Regions from separate parts of the Homo sapiens genome. Here all the other regions are linked to region 3. Evidence: chromatin contacts called from ENCODE Hi-C or POLR2A ChIA-PET data. All regions are on one chromosome and are shown on one strand. Each heading gives the region's core, a stretch centred on a gene start or an enhancer-like site at or near the end of the contact. The rest is flanking DNA. Distances are from core to core; before and after follow the strand shown.

Region 1 (3,607 bases), core at 667-3,166, 270 kb after region 3:
GGCTTCAAGCGATCCTTCCCAGCCACCCATAAATCCTTTTAATAAGTTGCAGATGTGATATTACCTCTGTGTACTTCAGCAAACATTTCTTAAGGGCATTCTCTTTGAAAGCAGGGACTGAAACATGTATTTGTACGCCCATGTTCATAGCAGCCCTATACACAGTAGCCAAAAGGTATTATAGAAGCAACCTGTGTCCATTGATGGATGGATAGATAGGCAAAATATGAAGTATTAATCAGCCTTAAGAAGGAATGAAATTCAGGCCAGGTACAGTGGCTCACACCTGTAATCCCAGCACTTTGGGAGGCCGAGGTGGGCAGATCATCTAAGTCAGGAGTTTGAGATCAGCCTGACCAAGTTGGTGAAACCCAGTCCCTACTAAAAATACAGAAATTAGCCAGACGTGGTGGCACGTGTCTGTAGTCCCAGCTACTCGGGAGGCTGAGGCACAAGAATCGCCGAACCCAGGAGGTGGAGGTTGCAATGAGCCTAGATCGTACCACTGCACTCCAGCTTGGGCGACAAAGGGAGACTGTCTCAAAAAAAAAAAAGAAATTCAGAGGTGCTACAATGTGGATGAACCTAGAAGACGTTATGCCAAGTGAAATACGACAACCACAAAAAGACAAATACTTTGTGGTTTCACTCACGCTGGGTACCTATAGGAGTCACTTCCACAGAGACAGAAAGTAGAATGGTGGTTGCCAGAGGCAGGGATTGGGAGTTAGTGTTTAGTGGATATATGGGTTACAGAGTTTGTTTTACAAGGTGAAAGCGTTCTGAAACGCCCAGTTGTGGTGGCTCATCTGTAGTCCCAGCACTTTGGGAGACTGAGGCAGGAATATTGCTTGAGCCCAGGAGTTTGAGACCAGCCTGAGCAACATAGCAAGACCCCATCTTTAAAGAAAATAAATACATAAATTAAAAAGTTCTGGAGCTAGATAGTGATTGCATAGTAGCGTGAATGCACTTAATGTCACCAAACTATACAGTAAAAAATGGTTAAAGTGGTAAGTTTTATGTTACATATATTTTACCATAATAAAAATAAGATTATTAAAGTTTTTACTGTGTCTTAAAAAAAAAAAGAATAAAGGCACTGTCCTCTAAAACCGCATAAACATTTTTTTGCATACAGGAAACTCAACAATGATTGTATCCTGTGTTGAGATTTCCCATATGTTTCCCCCATTCACACAGGTGATGTGTTAATACTAATGCTATGTTAATGTTTTCTTTTAAATAGATATATTTTAGTTGAGCAGGTTGATTTAAAGCACAGGTGGATCTGTGGGTGATAAAAGTGGTAGGTGTGGAAACTGACTGGGGTCTAACCAGCCTGAATGTGTAGTATTCCCCATCCCTGTGGCCCCAGAGCAGAGTTCCTAAAATGCCTGCCCTTGGCCTCCTAGCCAGTGAAACCTCTTAGATTTTCACAGTGAGGTCAGCACTAACCCCACGTGGCTCTTGAGCATCAAAAAATGTGGCTAGTGCTACCGAGGAAATGAATTTTTACTTTAATCAAATTCTAATTAATTTTCAAAGCTGATGCTCAGTTTAGTTAGTGAAAAACATCCAGATATGTTGGGGACACCTCGGGTATGTGAATCTACTTTTTCAGCTGCAAGTTTTATGGAATCTAAATACAGATCACATATTTTGGGTGAAAATTTAGCACCTGAATTGTGCTGTGACTGTGGGGCATGCACACTTAGATTTCACAGATTTAGTAAGGAAAAAAATGTTACACGTTTATATGTCGAAATGGTATTTTGGGTAAGCATACCTGCTTTCTCTGTTAATGTGGCTCCTAGAAATTTTAAAATGGCATGAGTAGCCACATTGTATTTCTGTTGGACATGCGCAGATGTGCAAGTATGGAGTTTCACTTCCTCCGTGCAGCAGCCACCTTCCTCTCCCATGCCCTCCACCTGATGTCCCTATTACTTCCCTGTCTCTGCTGCTGAAGTCTCTTTCTCGTCTTCTGTGCTAATAAGGCCTCCAGCCTGTGAGTACCACGGTGCCTGATTATGGTCTTGCTGCAGCACTGTGTTGGCTCCTCCATGTTAGGCCGGTGCAGGGGAGGGGCTATGCTCCTTTTCTCATCTGCTCGGGGTGGAGGGGACTGGACTGATTTGTGTTACTGGATACCTGAGGAAAGACCTTTGTCCCCCTTTGTCTGGCTTTTGGCCTTAGGTCCATAGGACAGAGGCGTGGGAAGAATTGGTGGGAGGGTATTGGGACTTAGGAGAGGGTAATGGGGCACCTCCTTGAGGTGGCTCCCTCCCTGGACGAGGCAAGCCTAGCATGGCATCTGGGAGAACCTGGGAATAACTTAGGGAGCTAGGGAAGGCCAGTGGGTCTCATGCTGCCAGCATGTTGCTCTCTGGCTCTCCTCACACACGCCTCCTAAAGCAGTTACTAAACTCAGAGTGGGCACCATCCTAACTAAGCCAGGTGTCTCTCCTGCTGTGCTTCGTGCCCCCACCCACCCCTGGCCATTTAAGTCCTCCTTAAAGTATTTTTTCCCTTTAGTTCCTGATTGATAACTATGTTGATGGTATTTCAGGGAGTTGGGAAAAACAAATGTAAAAAGTAGTAATAAAAATTAGCCAAAGTTTTATGTTATCTTGCCATCTCTTTTCTACTCAGGGATGTGCACTTTTTAAAATTTTTTCATTCTGTATGCTAGACCCTAGTCTAAGGCTTTATTTATGTGTGATGCACCTTATTTCTACATCCTTAGATTTTTTTTTCTTTTTTTGAGATGGGGTCTCACTCTGTCACCCAAGTTGGAGTGCAGTGGTGTGATTTCGGCTCACAGCAACCTCTGTCTCCCAGGCTCAAGCGATCCTCCCTCCTTGGCCTCCCAAGTAGCTGGAGCTGGGCAGAGTAGCTGGGACCACAGGCGTGCACCACCAAGCCTGGCTAATCTTTTGTATTTTTGGTAGAGACACGGTTTTGCCATGTTGCCCAGGCTGGGCCTGAACTCCTGAACTTAATCAGATTTTTAGTAGAAAGGTGGTGAGGCGTTCCTAGGGACTGCCACAGGTTCCATACGAGTGTGATAGTCGCTGCCCTGGGTTTTGGTTTCTATTGGTCTGAAAATTCCTTACCAGTTAAGTGGCTGTTACTCCTCAGTGGACTCAGAGGACAAGCTGGCCACATCTGCAGGGGAGTGAACTTAGGTTGTGTGATGGACTCTTGAGTCTGCAAGATGCCAACTTGGCTGCATCCAAGGCTCCCTTGTGGCACAGCACCCAGGGCTGCTCTGTGAGTGGCTGCTGCCTGCAGGGGCTGGAGAGAGGAGGAAGGGTGTGCACAGTGAGGAGATGAGGCATGCTCTGTGTCTTTTCTCTCCAGCACCTCCATGTACTCGCCTGTCAGTGTAAGAGTTGGGCTGCTTGACTTCTGTGGGTTATTTACTTTGTGGAAGTTAGGTGGAATTAGGGGCAAACAAGAACATGGTTCTCACAAAGTGATTATGCCTGCCAAGTTTTTTGCTTCCTTAGCTGTAGTCGTCTGAAGTGGTGTGGGTTTCATTTTATTCTGCTCCTTTATATTCTGAAAGTTACTGAGATGAGAGGGTGACAGCTATTTACTT
Region 2 (4,142 bases), core at 351-2,850, 360 kb after region 3:
ACAGTCCCACACTGCCACTTACTTGCAGTGTGACTTTGGGCTAGTCACTTTCCCTCTCTGATCATCATTGCACCTGTGAAATAGGGAATGCTTCACTGGCGACTGTGAAGGGACTTAACAATTTAGTTGTTAGATATCACAAGGAAAGGCAAGAGGTTGCAGGGAGCAGAGCAGAGGCTGGGAAGGAGCTGAGCAGAGACAGAAAGAGCTCAGCTTAAATTCTGGGGTCTGGGACACCTTGAGCATTCAAGCTTTTTGAGCCTCAGTTTTTGCATCTGGAAAATGGGGCAATAATAACTCCTGTATGCACTCAACATACATTAAGTGCTCAGAATATAGTATGTGCTCAACATAGGCATTATTATAAATAATAATGGTAGGGAGGCAGGAAACAGGTGCTCTAAGGAGAAGTCTCTCAAGGTTATGAGGAAATGCTTGGCTCCTTTCATGCTATCATTAATAACAGCAGTTCACGCAGTAGCCATTGATTGACTCATTAATGTATTCATTTATTCAGCATCATGTGTGCCAAGTACTGGGTCAGGCCCAAGCTGGGTGGGTCTGGGGTGATTTTAGACCAAGAAGAGCCGCTTTGAAGTTACACCTACATTTATTTTGGCTGGATCTCCCACTCGGGCTCACCTTTGTGGAGGGCTGAGCCTGACTGAGAGGGTTTCCTGGGGCTGGGGGGTCTGCGAAGGTGGGGCGGGATGGGGAAAAGTGTGACCTTACCTGGAGCCACACACCTGGGAGGGCGAGCGGTGGGGCCGGGCGCCTGCGCAGTGGAGCTCCGCGCCTGGAATACTGCCGACAGGTGAATGAGCCCGCGGCTGCCCCGCCCTTCGACAGGTGAATCACCGGCGCGCGCGGCGCCCGGAGCCCGGATCGCCCGGAGTGGAGCGGGCTCAGTCCTCCGAGTTGGGCTGTGGGAACCACTCCCTACACGCCCTCCACCCCCCACGAGTCTCTTTCACGGTCTCAAATACTCAAGTCCTTTCAAGGATGCCCCCAAGCTGTCACCCCACCCATGGATCCCCCAAGACCCCCCCACCGGCAGCAGACGTTTCCATAGACCTCGTCCCCATCTCCTAGTCCTCGCCTCACCCGCCGTGCCCCCCCTAACTAGGTCTGCGCTCCCCCCTCCGTCTCCCCCAAAGCTTAGGCCGTGGGGCGGGGCGCGGGCTGGGGCTGGAACCGGCCCGACCGGTCGGCGGGGGCGCGGGACGCAGAGCGTGGGAACCCGCCCGGGGCGTCGGGAGGGGGCCCGCGCGGGTCGCGCCCTGCCTGGCGGTGGGACCAGCTATCCTCGGCGCCCAGCGCAGCGCGCCCCCTCCCGACGCGCGGTCGGGGCCGCAGTGGTCGCCCTGCGGGCCTTGGAGGAGGGGACGGGAGCTGTGCCCTCCCCTCCCAACGCCACCCGCACCCTTGCTTGCTCGGCCGTGCCCCGACCTGTTTCGCTGGGGGCCGGGGTGGGGGGGATCTTGCGGGTGACGCTAAGGACTGAGTCAGCCGCTTGTTGAGTTCAGTCTCAGGCGTCTGGGACAAGCCGGAGGGAGGACAACCGCGCCAGGGGCGGAGGGTGGGGGGATAGAGGGGGGTGAGGGTTGGCAGCGTCGGGGGGCGGAGCTTGGACTCTCTGGCTTCTCTAAGCCCCTCCCTCTGACCCCGCTAGTGCCCCTTGGAGATTTCCAGTCTTAAGACCAACCCCTCCCAGTTCCAATTCCTCACACTCCTTGGTGGGCTTGGGGAGGGGGCTGCAGGTTGAAGGACCACCCCCCCAAGATGAGGGTACCAACAGTGGTGTCAGTACCCCAACCCTCCACCCTCCCATCCCTGCATAAGAGGCTATATAAGTCCCAGAGAAGGGACTTGAGGGTTTGTGGGAGCCCTGCTGTCTGTCCCTGTGAGTGAGAGTTGCTCATTTCCGCGTGGGATGCTGTGGGTTGGTGTCTTGAGTGCTGGCCAGGCCATGGCGTCCAATTGGTGTGTCCCTCTGTGTGTGTAGCTGTGGTTTCTGGGCCTGTCTGTGTGTGCCTGCGTGGTTGTGTCCTGGGGTCTGAGACTTCTTTTTTTCCTTTTCCTTTTTTTTTTTTTTTTTGAGATCGAGTATCGCTCTTGTTGCCCAGGCTGGAGTGCAGTGGCTCGATCTTGGCTCACTGCAGCCTCTATCTCCTGGGTTCAAGCGATTTTCCTGCCTCAGCCTCCGGAGTAGCTGGGATTACAGGCATGTGCCACCACACTTGGCTGATTTTTTGTGTTTTTAGTAGAGACGGAGTTTCTTCATGTTGGTCAGGCTGGTCTCGAACTCTTGATGTCAGGTGATCTACCTGCCTCGGTCTCCCAAAGTGTTGGGATTACAGGCGTGAGCCACCGCGCTTGGACATGGGTCTGAGACTTTTCATTTGCTGTTCCCTCTGCCTGGAATGCCGTTCCCCAGAAAGCCCCATGGCCCCCTCCTTACCTTCATATGTCTGTGAAAATAGAATTCCACCTCCTTGACCCCATCATTCTATCCCCCTTAACCCTGTGGTTTAGCTTCCTACGGCTGCTCTAACAAATTACCATAAACTGGGTAGCTTGAACAATAGTAATTTATTCTCTTGAAGTTCTGGAGGTTGGAAGTCTGAAATCAAGATATCGGCAGGGCTGAGCCTCTCCATGGGGACCCAGGGGAGAACTGACTCTTGCAGCTTCTGGTGGCTCCAGACGTTTCTCAGCTAGTGGCTGTCTCACTCCAGTCCCTGTCTCTGTCTTCTTCTCTTCCTTCTCCCACCCAAATCTCCTTTTGGCTGCCTCTCTCTTTTTTTGAGACAGAGTCTTGCTCTGTCACCCAGGCTGGAGTGCAGTGGTGCAATCTTAGTTCACTGCAGCCTTCAACTCCCAGGCTGAAGCGATCCTCCCACCTCAGCCTCCCAAGAAGCTGGGACTACAGGTGTGAGCCACCACGGCCAGCTAATCTTTTATTTTTATTTTTTAGGTGGAGTCTCTCTCTGTCACCCAGGCTGGAGTGCAGTGGCACGATCTCGGCTTACTGCAACCTCCGCCTCCCAGGTTCAAGCAATTCTTCTGTCTCAGCCTCCTGAGTAGCGGGGACTACACGAGTGCACCACCACGCCCAGCTAATTTTTGTATTTTTAGTAGCGACGAGGTTTCACCATATTGGCCAGGCTGGTCTTGAACTCCTGACCTCGTGATCCGCCCACCTCAGTCTCCCAGAGTGCTGGGATTACAGGCATGAGCCACTGCGCCTGGCCTGTTTGTTTTTTTTGTTTTTTGTTTTTTTTTGAGATGGAGTCTCCCTCTGTCAACCAGGCTGGAGTGCAGTGGTGCAATTTCGGCTCACTGCAACCTCCGCCTCCTGGGTTCAAGCGATTCTCCTGCCTCAGCCTCCAGAGTAGCTGGGATTACAGGCTCCTGCCACCATGCCCGGTTATAATTTTTAATTTTTTTTTGTGGAAAAAAAGTCTCCCTATGTTGCTCAAGCTGATCTTGAACTTCTGGCTTGAAGTGATTATCCTGTCTTGACCTCCCAAAGTGTTGGGATTACAGTTGTGAGCCGTTCTCTTGTATGAACACTTGTCACTGAATTTAGGGCCCAGGTGGATAATTCAGAATAATCTCATCTTGACATCTCTCATTTAATTACATCTGCATAGCCAGGCCTGGTGGCGTGTGCCTGTACTCCCAGCTACGCAGGAGGCTGAGACAAAGAATTGCTTGAACCCCGGGAGGTGGAGGTTGCAGTGAGCCAAGATCGCGCCACTGCACTGCAGCCTGGGTGACAGAGCAAGACTCCGTCTCTTAAAAAAAAAAAATTACATCTGCAAAGAGCCATTTAAAAAAAAAGTAAGGTCCTAGTCACAGGTTCTGGGACATGGATGTCATCTTTTCAGGGGCTGTGACCCAACTGACTACATCCTTCATGGTTCTGATGGCTTTCACCGCCCCCTGCCAGCATGTTGTATATTAATTTGTTATTCGTATATGTTCTCCTTGCCTGGACCTGGCTGCAAGGATCCAGAGGGATAGGGACCCCTTTCATTGTGTTTGTTGCTGTATTTGTATTGCTCAGAACGTAGTAGGTACTCAGTAAATATTCGTTGCATGAATGAATGTGTGTTTTGTTTTGTTTTGTTTCTTTG
Region 3 (3,956 bases), core at 1,104-3,603:
CTGCCCACACTGATGCTGTGTAGGACTGAGAAAGCCATCCTGGCTGAGCCCTGCCCAAATTGTAAACTTGTGAGCAAACTAAAAGTTGTATATATTCTGATACAGATAGGAGTTCATACACACATACCAAAAAAAAAAAAAAAACTTGTATATCTTTTTTATTTTTTTGAGATGGAGTTTCGCTCTTGTTTCCCAGACTGGAGTGCAATGGCATGATCTTGGCTCACAGCAACCTCTGCCTCCCTAGTTCAAGCGATTCTCCTGCCTCAGCCTCCCAAGTAGCTGGGATTACAGGCTCACACCACCGCGCCCGGCTAACTTTGTATTTTTAGTAGAGACAGGGTTTCTCCGTGTTGGTCAGGCTGGTCTCGAACTCCCGACCTCAGGTGATCCGCCAGCCTCGGCCTCCCAAAGTGCTGGGATTACAGGCATGAGCCACCGAGCTTGGCCTGTATATTGTTTTAACCTACTAAGTTTCCTGGTAGTTCAATATACAATAATAGATAATTGAAACAGATATATTTCCCAACAAGTTTGGAGTCATCAAAAAACTGATAATGGACTGGGTGCAGTGACTCAGGCCTGTAATCACAACAGTTCGGGGGGCCAACATAGGCGGATCACTTGAATCCAGGAGTTCCAGTTCAGCCTGGGCAACATGGTAAAACCCCATCTCTACAGAAAATACAAAAAAAAGCATCTGGATGTGGTGGTGGGAGGATTGCTTGACCCCAGGAGACAGAGGTTGCAATGAGTTGAGATTGAGCCACTGCACTCCAGCCTAGGCAACAGAGCAATACCCTGTATCAAAAAAAGAAAAAAAAAAAAAGGCCGGGTGCAGTGGCTCACCCCTGTAATCCCAGCACTGGGAGGCCAAGGTGGGTGGATCATTTGAGGTCAGGAGTTCAAGACCAGCCTGGCCAGCATGGTGAAACCTCATATCTACTAAAAATAACAAAAAAAAAATTAGCCAGGCATGGTGGTGTGCCTGTAATCCCAGCTACTCAGGAAGCTGAGGCAGTAGAATCACTTGAACCCAGGAGGCAGAGGTTGCAGTGAGCCGAGATCATGCCACTGCACTCCAGCCTGGGTGACAGAGTGAGACCCTGTCTCCAAAAAAAAAATTTTTTTAATAAACAAAAAAAACCCGGTAACGTGTGCATAAATGCTTTTATATACATTGGAAAACGTTCATATATATATGAACGTTTTTTAATTTTTAAAAACTGAAAAAAGAGCACACCAAACTGCTGGGCCAGAGGTAGAAGCAGAAGCAGAAAGCGGAAGAATTTCCCTTTCAAATTTTACACTTATAACTTATTCCCTGCTCCTTCCATGTCCTTGAGGAGGGAGGAGGCTGTCAGGAGAGGAGTGAGCACCCAGCTTGTGGTCAGACAGCCCATAGTCAAAGCCAGGCTCTGCCACTCCCTCACTGCCGTGTGACCTTGGGCAAGTGATTTGCCCTCTCTGAGCCTCACATTCATCGTTGGTAAAAAAAATAAATAAAAGCGCACACTGACAGGCTTCTGGGGATTGGAGGAACCAGCACACATGTGTGTCTTAATTTGGGTTCCCTGGAACTAGACCTTAATACAAGGAGTTGAGTGCAAATCCTCTATCAGGAGGGTGACCATAAGACAAGAGTTCAACTGCCTGTTGTTTCTTTGGGAGGTGATCCCTGGAAACACAATTAGGGCAATGGAGAAGAGGGATGGGGAAGGGAAGGCAGCAGCAGTTAAAGGGACCTTTATTGAGGAAGTTTCCACTGTGGGTAGCTAGGGCTCAGCCCTGCCTAGTACCTCAGGGAGACAGAATAGAACATGCACCTCCCAGAACAAGGGAGTCTTCACCCCCAGAGAGAGGGAGCTGGGGTATTTATCCACCAATACCCACCAGTCATTACTGACAGCTTCCTCCAAGGGCATGATTTCTCCAGAATGTCCTGCCTGCACCGCACAGGTCAGACCTGGGGACAGAGGCAAGGGCTCTGACAGTGGCTCCAGCCATGAGCAGGAACACAGCCTGGTGTGTGTGGATAGTTACAGTGACTCAGTGAGTGGAGTTCTCCTCTCCTCTCCTTCCAACACACCCATCCATATGCGCACACACAGTCACACCGACACATACACGTTTACACACACTCGTGTGCACACTACAACACATGCACACACTGTTACCCAAATGCACCCAAACACATACGCGGTCACACATGCACGCTCAAACGTGCACGGACACAAAATTGAACGAATAGAGAATGGATCTCCAAATTGTCCAGCAGAGGGAGCGTTCTTCACACTCAGGAGGAAGGAGGTCCCACAGCCGCCAGCGACAGGACCAGACTTCGGTGTTTTGAGAATTACACTTGCAGTACGTGTAACAGGGCTCCGGGGACCCAGGGACCTTACTCCTCCCCTTCTCATTCTCATTTATTCACCCTCGTGGCCCTTGGCGGAAACTCAGTGTGCATTACAAGCATGATGATACCGGACTATTCGCATGACAAGAAAAAGCCGAGGTGCAGAGAGGGACAGTCACGTGCCCAAGGCCGCCCCTAGGAAGGAAGAGCCTAGATTGAGCCCACATATGTCGGATCTCAAGGCTAACTTCGTTTGCTAGTGGATGGCGAGGTTGCGCCGAAAAGGGCCCAGGAGATGTTTGGCAAAGGATGCGCTCTTGGAGACCCTCGGTTGGGAGGGGGGTGTAGGAGAGGCAGCACCTGCAAGATCCGGGTGGCTCACGTAGGGTCTGGGACTGTCTGTTTCCCATTCAGCCCCGGAGTACGTCGAACAGGGGATCCCGGCCGACGACCCCAGCACAGGCCACCGGGGGGCGCCCCAGGACACACGCCGCTGCTACTGCCTCTCGCACAGCCAGCCCCGCTTTAGCTCATCTCCTCCCCGCTCCAACTCTAGCCCAACCCCCGTCGACGCCCCCTTCTACGCTACGTGGCTAGGGATCTAGACCAGGACTGGGAGCCTGAGGGGTGGGGCAGAAGAGGACTCAGCGCCAGCGCTGAGGCCGCACCGAATGATCTTGGGTAAGTCACTTCATTCGGGGGCTCAGTTTCTACCTCTGTTAAACGGAATAATAAAAAGTGATCTTACAAGTCAGTATGAGGATTAAATGGGAATATATGGAAAGAGCACACAGGAAGCACTCAATCAAAAAAAAAAGTTTTGTTTTTGTTTTTCAGACCGAGTCTCGCTCTGTCACCCAGGCTGGAGTGCAGCGGCACTATCTTGGCTCACTGCAACCTCCGTCTCCCGGGTTCAAGCGATTCTCCTGTCTCGCCCTACCGAGTAGCTGGGACTACAGGCGCGTGCCACCACTCCCGTCTGATTTTTTTTTTATTTTTAGTAGAGACAGTGTTTCACCGTGTTAGCCAGGATGATCTCAATCTCCTGACCTCGTGATCCGCCCGCCTCGGCCTCCCAAAGTGCTGGGATTACAGGAGTCAGCCACCGCGCCCTGCCCTAATTTTTTGTATTTTAAGTAGAGATGGAGTTTCACCATGTTGGCCAGGCTGGTCTGGAACTCCTCGCCTCAACTGATCCGCCCACCCCGGCGTCCCAAAGTGCTGGGATTACAGGTGTGAGCTACCACGCCTGGCCTCATAATTGTTAGGTTAACTTTGGAGACCACCCCCAGGGCTCCCTTAAGCCCTTACTCCATACACACACACACACACACACACACACACACACGCGCGCGCGCGCGTGCGCGCACACACACACGCACACATGAGATCTCACCCAGTCTTAAAGTTTTGCTTTCTTTTCTGTTTTTTTTTTTTTGTTTTTTTTTTTTTGTTTGTTTTGGTTCTCCAGTTCATGGTTTTTAATTAGCAGAACTGTTGCCTTTGGGACTGGATAATTACTTGTTTTATTGAGCTAGGTATCCTTTGTCTTGTAGAATGTTTAGCAGAGTGCTGGGTCCCTACCCTCTAGACGCAAATA

Evidence for each region. Hi-C counts contacts between places; a loop is a spot of excess contacts on that map. ChIA-PET counts read pairs that join two places held with the same protein, here RNA polymerase II (POLR2A). Pooled maps may share reads with other maps.
Region 1: a map with no recorded cell type shows a loop between it and region 3 (7-fold over the local background). The contact joins two enhancer-like sites. A Hi-C loop is called at or near these places in 2 of 168 maps with a recorded cell type or tissue (lower leg skin and upper lobe of right lung), 5 of 37 single-sample maps with no recorded cell type and 8 of 50 pooled maps. POLR2A ChIA-PET finds 5 or more read pairs at or near these places in 3 of 52 experiments (OCI-LY7, T-cell and activated T-cell).
Region 2: a loop to region 3 is called in a pooled map, with 2.6 times the contacts of the local background. The contact joins two enhancer-like sites. A Hi-C loop is called at or near these places in 8 of 168 maps with a recorded cell type or tissue (GM12878, K562, Ramos and 4 more), 1 of 37 single-sample maps with no recorded cell type and 6 of 50 pooled maps. POLR2A ChIA-PET finds 5 or more read pairs at or near these places in 1 of 52 experiments (K562).

Annotation. Positions count from the first base shown.
Region 1 is chr19:15,284,725-15,288,331 of GRCh38, reverse strand. All of the region lies in intron 1 of BRD4 (bromodomain containing 4), which reads left to right. Among named protein-coding and RNA genes, the nearest start is that of BRD4, 46 kb to the left of the region's middle. RefSeq lists an enhancer at 2,142-2,191. Within about 2 kb of position 1,916, at least 5 of the 41 ENCODE cell types and tissues checked have a DNase peak (open chromatin) inside an H3K27ac peak, as active enhancers do.
Region 2 is chr19:15,192,914-15,197,055 of GRCh38, reverse strand. All of the region lies in intron 2 of NOTCH3 (notch receptor 3), which reads left to right. Among named protein-coding and RNA genes, the nearest start is that of NOTCH3, 6.0 kb to the left of the region's middle. RefSeq lists enhancers at 1,490-1,990, 1,991-2,491. Within about 2 kb of position 1,600, at least 20 of the 41 ENCODE cell types and tissues checked have a DNase peak (open chromatin) inside an H3K27ac peak, as active enhancers do.
Region 3 is chr19:15,554,893-15,558,848 of GRCh38, reverse strand. No RefSeq gene overlaps it. Among named protein-coding and RNA genes, the nearest start is that of CYP4F22, 48 kb to the right of the region's middle. RefSeq lists an enhancer at 2,377-2,516 and a silencer at 2,977-3,036. Within about 2 kb of position 2,353, at least 11 of the 41 ENCODE cell types and tissues checked have a DNase peak (open chromatin) inside an H3K27ac peak, as active enhancers do.